Linked DNA regions of Mus musculus: region 1 is linked to region 2. A link is a loop called in an ENCODE intact Hi-C map of the cell type or tissue named here. Cell type or tissue: gastrocnemius. All regions are shown on one strand. Each heading gives the region's core, and the rest is flanking DNA. Links, peaks and the distances in the headings are about the cores only.

Region 1 (5,375 bases), core at 209-5,208, 570 kb before region 2:
ACATAAGAGACCCCAAAATTTGACCAGGGAACTTCTACAGCTGATAAGCACCTTCAGTGATATGGCTAGATAGATTAAACAAAAGCATTAGTAGCCTTCTTATATACAAATGACTCACAGAGGGCCTGAGTAACAGCACCATCTGCAGAGGGACTGAGTAAACAGCACTGTCCACGGAAGGGCTGAGCAAACAGCACCATCCACAATGACTACAAATAATATGAAATATCTTGAGGTAACCATAACAAAGAAAGTGAAACACTTATACAATATATGATCCTTCCCAGAGGAATCTTTACAAAGATGTCATGATGATAACCTGCAAAACTCATGGCTATAGGTAAGAATGTGAGCTTTGCTTCATATTATAAATAGATTTTTAAGTTTCTTGTGAATCTATGCCCTTCTGTGATTTAGGTTGTGGGAAAGCAGGGTGTTAAATAAATCAGGCATGTGTTCACTGAAAAATAAAAATTTTCATAAAACATTTTCATAATTTCTAAAAAATACTTTATACATAGTCTGGTAATGTATTTTGAGAAACAACATGAAGACTACAATATTTTAAAATATGTCAAAATTCTAGAAAAAAATGGAATGTGACTTTCATGTATAATCTAATACAATGTCCCTCTGAAAAAATTTTAGCTCACCCCAGATATTTCAAAATATGCAACAGAGTAAATAAGCACAGATTTAAATATACTGATAATTTTTTCTTTTTTTGATGTGATGGCAAACATTGAGGGTTGGGGTAGGTTTTGGGAGGGCGCCCAGGGTACTGTCTGCAGGGAGACACTGCAGGGAGGGCACCCTAGGAGTCTGGGCTAAGGCTGGGACTCAGCCGGGGCTTGGTTTCGAGGTGGCATTTATTCTGCAGCTCTGCCATGATCTCCTCCAACAGATCCATCCTGGGCAGCAGAGGGTAGAGACAGACCTGGGCTCAGTCCAGGGATGAGGGAGGGGCCAGGGCTGCCCACCACAGCCTGTGTTATCTCACTCCTGTAGGCTGAAGAAGAGACTGGCTCCTGTCAGCTCACGATCCTCACTAGCAGGTTTCTGCAGGAGGAAAGGTTGGCGCTGCCAGCAGCTGCCCTGCAGGTTCAGAGCCTGGGTCTTTTGGGTGCTTTACTTATGGCCTTCCCTGGCAGCAGTTCGCTGGGCATTGAAGCCTCTTTGTTGGTCAGCATGTAGGAGTGGACTCCCAGGGCTGGGGGGTCCAAATAACTCCATGTGTGCCACAGCTGCCCCTGCGGAGCTTAGATTCTGACGGAACTTCCTCCCCAGCAGGGAGGCTGGTTCCAGAAGGCTGGTGTGCAGTGGAGGCCCTTGGAGGGAGCAGGGCTGCTCAAGGAACTACAGGTCAGAGCCGAGGGAGCCGGGAGACTTCTGGAGGCAAGAGTTAGCAAGGGGTAGGGGAATCTGTACTATTGAGATGGGCTCAGGGCAACAGTGTGGGCTGGGGCTGGGGCTGGAGCTGGGGGCTGGGGACGCTGGGGGGGGGGTTGGGAGGAGTGAGGAAGCTGGGGGAACTGAGGAGGCTGAGGAGGCTGAGGCTGAGGCTGAGGCTGAGGCTGAGGCTGAGGCTGAGGCTGAGGCTGAGGCTGAGGCTGAGGCTGAGGCTGAGGCTGAGGCTGAGGCTGAGGCTGATACTACCTAGAGTCAAGCTACTGCTGGAGTCCCAGCCTGGATTCTGCTGGCCTCTACTGTGACCTGTGATCTCAGGAGTCTCCAGAGCCTGAGAAAGGTCTGGGAAAGGGAGCCCAAGCCTGGTCCTGGCCCTAGGAGCCCCTTCACAGTACAAATACTCTGGCAGAGAACCCAGGGTTACAGGAGACAGTGTTGTCCATTGTAGTGGGGAGCTGATCTTTGGTGCCGAGTCCTTGGCCATGGCCTTTCGCAACAGGTACTGAGTGTTCTTCAAGCTGTCCCAGCGGTCAGCAGGCTCTAGACCCAGACCAGCTTGAACAAAGGCCTGGTAGGCAGCTTGCAGCAAGGGGCCCAGGCCCAGACTCTGGCATGCCTCCAGCTTAGCCTTCACCTCAGGCACCTCTCCTCCAGCCCGGGGCAGCTCTTCAGTGAAGACCTCCTGGGCCAGGGTGCAGAAGCTATAGAGGTCTGAGATAGTGGCTGGCATGTCGCCATGGATCAGCTCAAGTAGTAGCCATAGTTACAGTTTAGGGGGTGGGGGAAGCCCTGGATTTGGGTCTCTCTGGGAGCAGTCTTGTTGCAGTCTGGGCTGCAGTCTGGGCTGGTGCAGTAGATGCCCGTGTTCTAGGTGGCTCACCTTAGCCAGGCCTGGCCGCACAAGCTGCACAGCATAGGAAGTCAGGCCAGTATGGGCCCAGCAACAGAACTGCAGGAACAGCAGGACCTCCAACACCTGGAGCAGCAGAGGGCTGGGCAGCAAACCTGACAGACCTTCCTCATCCACTCTCATAGAATGCAGCAGGAAATAAAGGGAGCCCAGCCACACTGGCTCAGAGCAGACTCAGTCTGGACAGGTCCTCTGAGAGGCTCAGTGCCAGCAGCAGCAGCAGGCCAGGGTGCTGCAGGATGCTGCAGTGCAGGTTAGCCAATAGCACATCAGGGCTGGATTCAGGGCTCTTCAGCCTGAATCCGTAACCGTACAGCGGCCCTTCCACAGGAGATTGGCCATGACAGTATGTGAACTGCTGTCGTAGGGTGCACTCAGGCTCACCCTGGGTTGGTACCAGCTCCTTGGGGTCTACTACTGGGATGCCCATTACCAGTGCTAATGGCTGGATGCTGCTCAGCTGGCCGAACCCCAATACTGGGGTTTTTGGGGGATCTTCTGATCTGCCCAGACCAGCCTTAGTGAGGGCAGGGAGCCACACAGGCTGTGTCCAGAGCTAGCTTGCAACTGACTCAGGGACACACTGGGCGCCAACTCCCACTCTGGACCAGTGCTGACATGTGGGTCCAGCACCATTGCAACAGCTCCAGCACCTCCCAGCTCTGCTTGGCTATCACCCTACTCTGCCCAATCTCGTGGCGTGCGACCCTGCTGGTCACACAGATACAAGTTACCTCCTGCCTGCAGCAGGTGCCATAACACCAAACCACAGCCCGGGGAGGCACCTGCATGCATGGGTGTGCTGCCATCCATGGCAGCGATGATTGGGGTTGGTGCCAAAGGCCAATAGGAAGCACACAGCAGAAGTGTGGCCCATACTAATAGTTTTTATGTTTACAAAATCAATACCTCATTGTAAGACTGCTTATAGTGTTTGCCAGGCGTATCTGGACCCTGCCTTAAAAACTGTCACTGTTTTAATCATACCCCATGACAGCCATACTGTATTACTGTCAAAACATTTGCTTTCAAAAACTGAGCTATGGCAAAGGTTTATACTAGAGTTAAACATTTTAATGCCACCAATATGATAAAGCCTTTGCAAATTTCAGTTATCTTCAATGGCATAAAATAGTGCACGCTGGAGAAAGACCATATGAATTAAATCATACGGTAAAACCTTTGTGTGTAAACATTATTATGGGCAAGAAAAAGGTCTTTGTGCCCCAGGTCACTAGGGAAACCAGAAATATTATGAACAATGGGTTGGGTCATCTTTGCATAAGAGGAGATGTATAACCTGTTCTTCCACACAGAATGCTGGGAATTGGAGATGATTAGTAGCCTGGTTATCTCCATTTTCTGAAGGACCACTGACTACCAATGTCACACAACCAGCACTGGCGGTAGCTAACAGTTTAAACAGACCCTTATATTATCTGTATAGCCAGGGGTTCCCCTAAGCACCAACAACCAGGAACAGAGGTAGCTAATAGCCCAAAAAACTTCTGGTATCTGTCTGTAGGACTGAGACAAAGCCAGATTCTCCCCTAAGCGCTGAAGCTAACACTTGTAGTCTCTCTAGAACCCATAATCTTGGAAGAAATGGCCTGTACTTTGATTGAGTTTCTATGTAATTATGCCTCCTTATGCACACAGGATTTTATTATATGAGAAAAATGTGTCCAAACTGTACAGCTTAAACATACTGGCAACAAACTGTCTGCGTCTGAGAGTTAAATCTGAAAGTTAAATCCTGCCCAGTTAAGTTTGGCAAAACCATGTTTTACTACAGGCCATGGTAGTTGAAGGGAGCCCCAAACATTATTGTATAGGACATGACAGAATTCCTATAGGAGTAAAATTTTAGTGTGTAAACAACATGGGTAATCATTTATTATCTCACAATAGTTTTTGCAGACATGAAAGAAAGCACACTGAAGGGAATTTATGAGTAAGAACCGTGTAGTAGGATGTTTAGCTAACATTTTCTTTCAGGTATATAAGATTTTTTTTCTTAAATAAATATACTTACTATTAAAATAATTTCTCTCCTAGAAACACTGACAATCTTTCTTAAGTAAACCAATTGTTAGACAAGGTACACAGATATATAATGCATTTTAAACACTCTCTCACTATGTCTGGTGGTATCATATAAGGTCTTTGAATATAATTCTTAATGATTCACTTTTAATATTTTATGCTCTTTTACTATGCTTAATTCACAAAGAATATTTTGTATGTTTTGAAACAATGTGTATTCAACATTAGACATAGGATCCTTAGTTATGGATAGTATTAAATATTTATTAATGATATTTTAGGGTATGAAAGGATACGAATATAAAAGTTGAACAAGCTGGGTGTGTCGGTGCATGCCTTTAATCCCAGCACTTGGGAGGCAGAGGCAGGCAGATTTCTGAGTTCAAGACCAGCCTGGTTTACAAAGTAAGTTCCAGGACAGCCACAGCTATACAGAGAAACCCTGCCTCAAAAAAAAAAAAAAAAAAGTTGGACAAATTTTTATGTATTATTTGATTCCCAAAACACTCAATATTATTAATATGTTTGATGTATAAAATGCATTTAAATAATAAAACTAATTTTAAAAATCAAATAAATAAATAAATAGAAGACAGGAAAGGACTAGTGCACATATTGCAAAGAGAGAGGCCACTAGGCCCAAGAATGCCCTAACAAATGGAAGCCTGAAGGAAGAAATCCCAGAAGTTGGGAAAAGTGCCCCCAAATGACAAAGGTGTTAGCCCTGGGTGAAGACGGTGATTAGGGGAGATGGATTTTTGTATCCCTTCCCTGAAGCCAAGGTAACTCTGAGAGTGGAGGGGAAACCCATTCAATTCTTGGTAGACACAAGGGCTCAGCCCTCGGTCCTCCAAGCCGATGGCCCCATTTCCAAGAAAAGATCTTGGATCCAAGAAACCAAAATGTATTCATGAAGAACAGTGGACCTAGTGATGAGTCGGGTATCCCATTCATTTTGGGTCACCCCAGACTGTCCCTATCCTCCGTTGGGATGAGACATACTCTTCAAAAT
Region 2 (5,375 bases), core at 74-5,073:
AAAATCCTGTGTTCTGGGAAATAACAGATTAAGGGAGTGGGACTTTAGGGCAAGTTCCTATCCAGCTAAATTTAGATTCAGGCCTGGTGGTACACACCTTTAATCCCAGGAGACAGGCATGCTGATCTCTGCGTTCAAGGTCAATCTACAGAGCAAGATCCAGGACAGCCAAGCTTAGGCAGTGAAGGATTTGGAAAACATAAAGCCAGTGACAATGTAATAGTACAAGGAGGTTATGTTCTAGTTCCTGCAAGCAGCAGAACTCAGCAGCTCAGCCATGTGGCTTTGGCTTTAGAGTTAAGAATGGAAGGAACTATTGGGACAATTGATGCTGGTTAGCTGGAGCTAAGAAATTAGCAATGATTAAGAACAGACCATCATCATTGAGGTGAAATCTTCTGGAAATTGTTTTCTGGGGGCACAAAGAAGTTGTGTTCCAGAGATAGCCAAGGTTGTACCTCAAGCTGCGGCTGGACTTGGTAATGTGTAATAGTCACCCAGGTGGTACTGGTTTTGAAGGCATGAAGGTGTCATGAAGAACAGCTGAGGCTTGGCATTGTGAGAGGTCATGAAAGGCCATTGGAGAAGGTGTTGAAAGATCCTGACAGAATGTAAAAGGTCACAGAAGCCCTGAAATTGGCAAAATAGATTTCATTGTTAGTAGAAGTAGCTTCACTGATTTAGAAAAATAGAGGTGCACAATGCTCTGGCCACTCCTTGAAACTGTGTGTCTGCCAATGTCCTGACCGTTCCTTGAACCCAGGTGTGTGCCCACTGATGCACCTCACTGCCAGATGTTTGTGATATTGGGATAGAATCAGAAAATCTCCCCAGCAACCACAGCTGGGGCCAATCCGGGGTTACTGCACCAGCATTAGACTCTTTCCTTGTTTCCCTCCCATACCCATTTCTTGAGAAATCAATCATTTTACATTGCTTAGATCTGGAAATCCCCTACTCCCCCCTTCTTCTTTCCCCCCTGAGGGCCTTAAAAACTGGCACCCCTTTCCCCTCAGGGTCAACTCCTTTACCCCTGCATGGGATATGAGTCATCCCCAGAGCTCTGGCTTTCCCTGAATAAAGCCTCGAGTGGTTTGCATCAAGCTTGGTCTCTCGTGGGTTCTTCGGGGTCTGCTATTATCCTGAGACTTGAGTGAGGGTCTCCCTTTCATTGGTCTTTCATTGGGGGCTCATCCAGGATTGGTGCGACCACCCATATCTCCGAAGACCCACTTGGAGGTGAGATTTTTTTGTCTAAAAATAATTCTGTGAGCCGGCGAGGTTCAGTGCTGAAATTTGCAGCTGCGATGTTTTGTGAGAAACGGAGACCCACTCCTCAGGGTGAGGCATGGAGTGTGAACAGCAGACGTGCTGGAATCACTGGCTGTGCCACTCTGGGGGATGCCCCGAGCGAGGGGAAGGGCTCCAGTCTGGGGTGGGGAGTGAAGAGTTGGTAGTCTTCCTAGACTGGAGGACTTACGCACTTCCCCGACCTTTTGCATTTCTGAATTGGTTTTGTCTGTCCGTTAGAAGATGGGCATTTCCCAGTGTGTATGTGTTTTTTGAGTCTGTTTCGTGTTTTCCATGATATTGGACAATAGGACAGACTGTAACGACCCCCCCCCCAAGTTTGACTTTAGACCACTGGACTGAAGTTAGATCAAGGGCTCATAATCTTTCAGTAGAAATTAAGAAGGGACCTTGGCAGACTTTCTGCGCCTCCGAGTGGCCGGCTTTTGATGTAGAGTGGCCACCAGAGAGGACTTTTGATTTGACTCTTATCTTTGAAGTTAAAGCCATTGTTTTTCAGAGCGGACCTAGAACTAGGAACTAGAACATACCCTCCTTGTACTATTACATTGTCACTGGCTTTATGTATAGAATTCACTGCCATAAATCAAACCATGGATTCCCCGCGCATCTTGGAGCCCCCCGCCCACCCCCCCCCTGCTCTCATGCATGCGGGTGGGTGAGGAGCACAGCTCCCTCTCTTTCTGCCCTAAGAAGCAGTAAGCACAGCAGTGGTGGCAGCAGAGGCAGTGGCAGTGTGGACCCTGCCTGGACCAGTGCGCTTTCTGGCCCTGCAGTGAGAAGGTGCATGGGGCTCCCATGTCCTCAGTGCCAGCTCCTCCTCCAACTGCTCCTGCTCCCTGAGCCTGAACAAAAGTGAAACCAAAAGGTTCCTCCCAAAACGGAGCCTCCTCTTCAACCCACAGCTCCCCCCAAGCTCCTTCCACTCCACCCTATCTTCTACCCCACTGGGTCCTGCTTCTCAGCAGCCCTAAGACCACTGGTGGCACGCCAGAAGATCTGTGACTGGGACCCAGAGCCGACGAGCCCAGAGTCCCCCAGCAGATGGCGCTCCTGACACCACTTCTGCTTTTCCTTTGCGAGCTGTAGCCGACCTGCCCTCGGACCCACAATCTCTGCAGACCCTACCATGTCTCCTTTTCTGAGAATCTGGCCAGCCTGATGGCCGGAGTCTCTTATGTTTTCTCATCAACCCACTTAAGATGATTGTCAGCAGCTCCTCCAGGTTCTGTTTACCACTGAAGAAAAAGAGCACATTCTCCTGGGGAGGCTCAGAAAAATGTTCCTGGAGTGAATGGAGTCCCAACCAACCTACCTAATGAGATTAACGCTGGGTTCCCTCTGGACTGGCCAGATTGGAACTACAACATGGCTCAAGGTAGGGGGAGGTTGGCAGTTTACCATCGGGCTCTGGTCACAGGTCTAAAGGGAGCGACGAGACCCCCCACCAATTTGGCTAAGGTAAGAGAGGTGATGCAGGGCCCTACAGAGCCCCTGTCTGTTTTTCTGGAAAGATTGATGGAAGCTTATAGATGCTATACTCCTTTTGACCCGGCCTCTGAGTGTCAACAAGCCTCAGTTGCTATGGCTTTTATAGGGCAATCAGTATCAGATATTAAGAGGAAGTTACAGAGACTAGAAGGATTACATGCCATGGCTTTACAAGATTTAGTCAAGGTGGCAGAAAAGGTGTATCCCAAGAGAGAGACAGAGGAAGAGAAGAAAGAGAGGGAAAAGTGTGAAGAAGAAGAGAGGGAGAATAAGAGGTATAGAAGACAGGAGAGGAATTTAAGCAGGATTTTGGCCGCAGTAGTAGGGGAACATAAAAGAAAGAATAGGCCAGAGAATAGGCAGACAGGGTACTTGGGTAACAGGGAACCTAGACCTGGAAAAAAAAAAAAGATCTGTCCAGAAGACTTTAGAGAAGGACCACTGTGCCTATTGCAAGGAAAAAGGACTGTGACTCAAATACCAGCACTGGCTACTCCAAGATAGGTGAGAGAATTCTTGGGCACCGCTGGGTTCTACAGACTTTGGATACCTGGGTTTACCACAATGGCTGCCCCCTTGTACCCCCTGACCAAAGAAAGTGGAGAATTCTGATGGTCATCAGAACATCAGAGAGCCTTTGAAAATATTAAAGAGGCCCTGTTGACTGTGCCAGCCTTGGCATTGCCAGATCTAACCAAACCCTTTATCCTCTATGTTGATGAGAGGGCAGGGGTGGCCAGAGGAGTTTTTACTCAGGTTCTAGGGCCATAGAAAGGGCCCGTGACATATCTAAAAAGTTGGACCCAGTGGCCAGCGGATGGCCCACATGTTTAAAGACCGTTGCTGCAGTAGCCTTACTCGTTAAGGATGCTGACAAATGAACTTTGGGACAGCAAATAACTGTGGTAGCCCCCCACTCTTGAAAGCATTATCCACCAGCCCCCAGACCAATGGATGACAAACGCCTGGATGACCCACTCACTACCAGAGTCTGTTGCTGACTGAATGGTTCATGTTTGCTCCTCCTGCTATCCTCAATCCTGCTACCTTCCTGCCTGAAACGGATGACTCCTCACCTGTTTACTGCTGTGCGGACATCCTTACGGAAGAAACTGGGACCCCTTTCCCCTTGGGGTCGACTCCTCTACCCCTGCATGGGATACGAGTCGTCCCCAGAGCTCTGGCTTTCCCCGAATAAAGCCTCGTGTGGTTTGCATCAAGCTTGGTCTCTCGTGAGTACTTGGGGGTCTGCTATTATCCCGAGACTTGAGTGAGGGTCTCCCTTCAGAGGTCTTTCAGTGTAGCCTCAGCTGAAGTTGATGGCCCAGGACTGAAGGGGTCATGCAAAGATTTGAGGCTTGGGACCATGAAGAGAGCCTATGAAAGGCTATTGGTGAAGCCTAGTTGGAGTGGAACACCCTAGTGTATTGGAGGTGCCAGTATCATGGGATAATCACCAAGAACAGCAGCCGTAGTGAAGTGGATCAACCTGAGCTTAGAGTACTACAGAGTGCAGAGCTAGAGAAGTGATGCCAGCCCTTAGGAGGAACCCAAAAGATCAAGTGGAATCCCAGACACTGAAACAAGAAGCTGTAACATTGAAACTGCCTTGGAGACTCAAAGACGTTAAAGGTGCAAGAGCCATGGGATACATGCTGGGGAAAGCTGCTAACAGGGAGTGGAACCAGCCCAGGAGAAAGCAGTTTGTTGTAGTCAACAAAGATGAAAAAGGAGTGGAGATCTGAAGACAGCTTTGACATCAGCCATGGAGATGCAGAGTTTGGAATTTGCCCAGCTAGATTCCTGTCTTTCTTTGGGGATTACAGTTAAGTGATTGGATGAATCTCAGGAGAGACCTTGAACTTTGGACTTTTAACATTGTTGAAATTGCTATATACTGTGAGGACTTTGAAAGTTGGACTAAGTGCATTTTGCATCATGCTATGTTTAAGTATGCCCACCCCCCCCCATAGACTCATGTGTTTGAAAAGTCTGAGGGGGCCAGGGAGTGGAATGTGATGGTTAGTATATTCTTGGGCCAGGGAGTGGCACCATTTGGAGGTGTGGCCTTGTTGGAATAGGTGTGACCTGGTTGGAGTAGGTGTGTCACTGTGGGTGTGGGCATAAAATCCTCACCCTAGTTGCCTGGAAGTCAGTCTTCCACTAGCAGCTTTGGATGAAGATGTAGAACTCTCAGCTCTGCCTGCACCATGACAGCCTGGATGCTGCCATGCTCCCACCTTGATGATAATGGACTGAACCTCTGAACCTGTAAGCTAGCCCCAATCAAATGTTGTTGTTGTTGTTGTTGTTGTTTTTTAAGACTTGCTTTGGTCATGGTGTCTGTTTACAGCAGTAAAACCCTAACTAAGACACTTGGTGTCTGTTTCCTCTCTGGATTTTCAGAGTGAGTTGACCTGTTTTATTTGTTCATTGATGTGTTCACAGGAAATTCCTACTTGTGTCAGATGATGGGTAGTTGGCATGATTTAGAGGAAGAAAAGTTAGAGGAATGGGTCTTTGTGATCCATTCGTAAAGAATTCAGAGTGGAAAGAGAGACCACAGTAGATTT

The links. Peaks named below come from ENCODE experiments on the same cell type or tissue, not always from the same donor. Only the 100,000 strongest peaks of a DNase experiment are listed, where the experiment ranks them.
Region 1: a loop joins it to region 2, with 19 times the contacts of the local background. A loop is called at or near these places in 6 of 42 quality-filtered maps.

Annotation. Positions count from the first base shown.
Region 1 is chr8:71,212,340-71,217,714 of GRCm38, forward strand. It overlaps the pseudogene Gm29701. Among named protein-coding and RNA genes, the nearest start is that of Gm38415, 8.1 kb to the left of the region's middle. In gastrocnemius, for the core only: no CTCF peak of the experiment used is centred there; no DNase peak of the experiment used is centred there.
Region 2 is chr8:71,787,020-71,792,394 of GRCm38, forward strand. No RefSeq gene overlaps it. Among named protein-coding and RNA genes, the nearest start is that of Gm40504, 26 kb to the right of the region's middle. In gastrocnemius, for the core only: a CTCF peak has its summit at 2,282; no DNase peak of the experiment used is centred there; H3K4me3 peaks cover 547 bases; H3K27ac peaks cover 212 bases.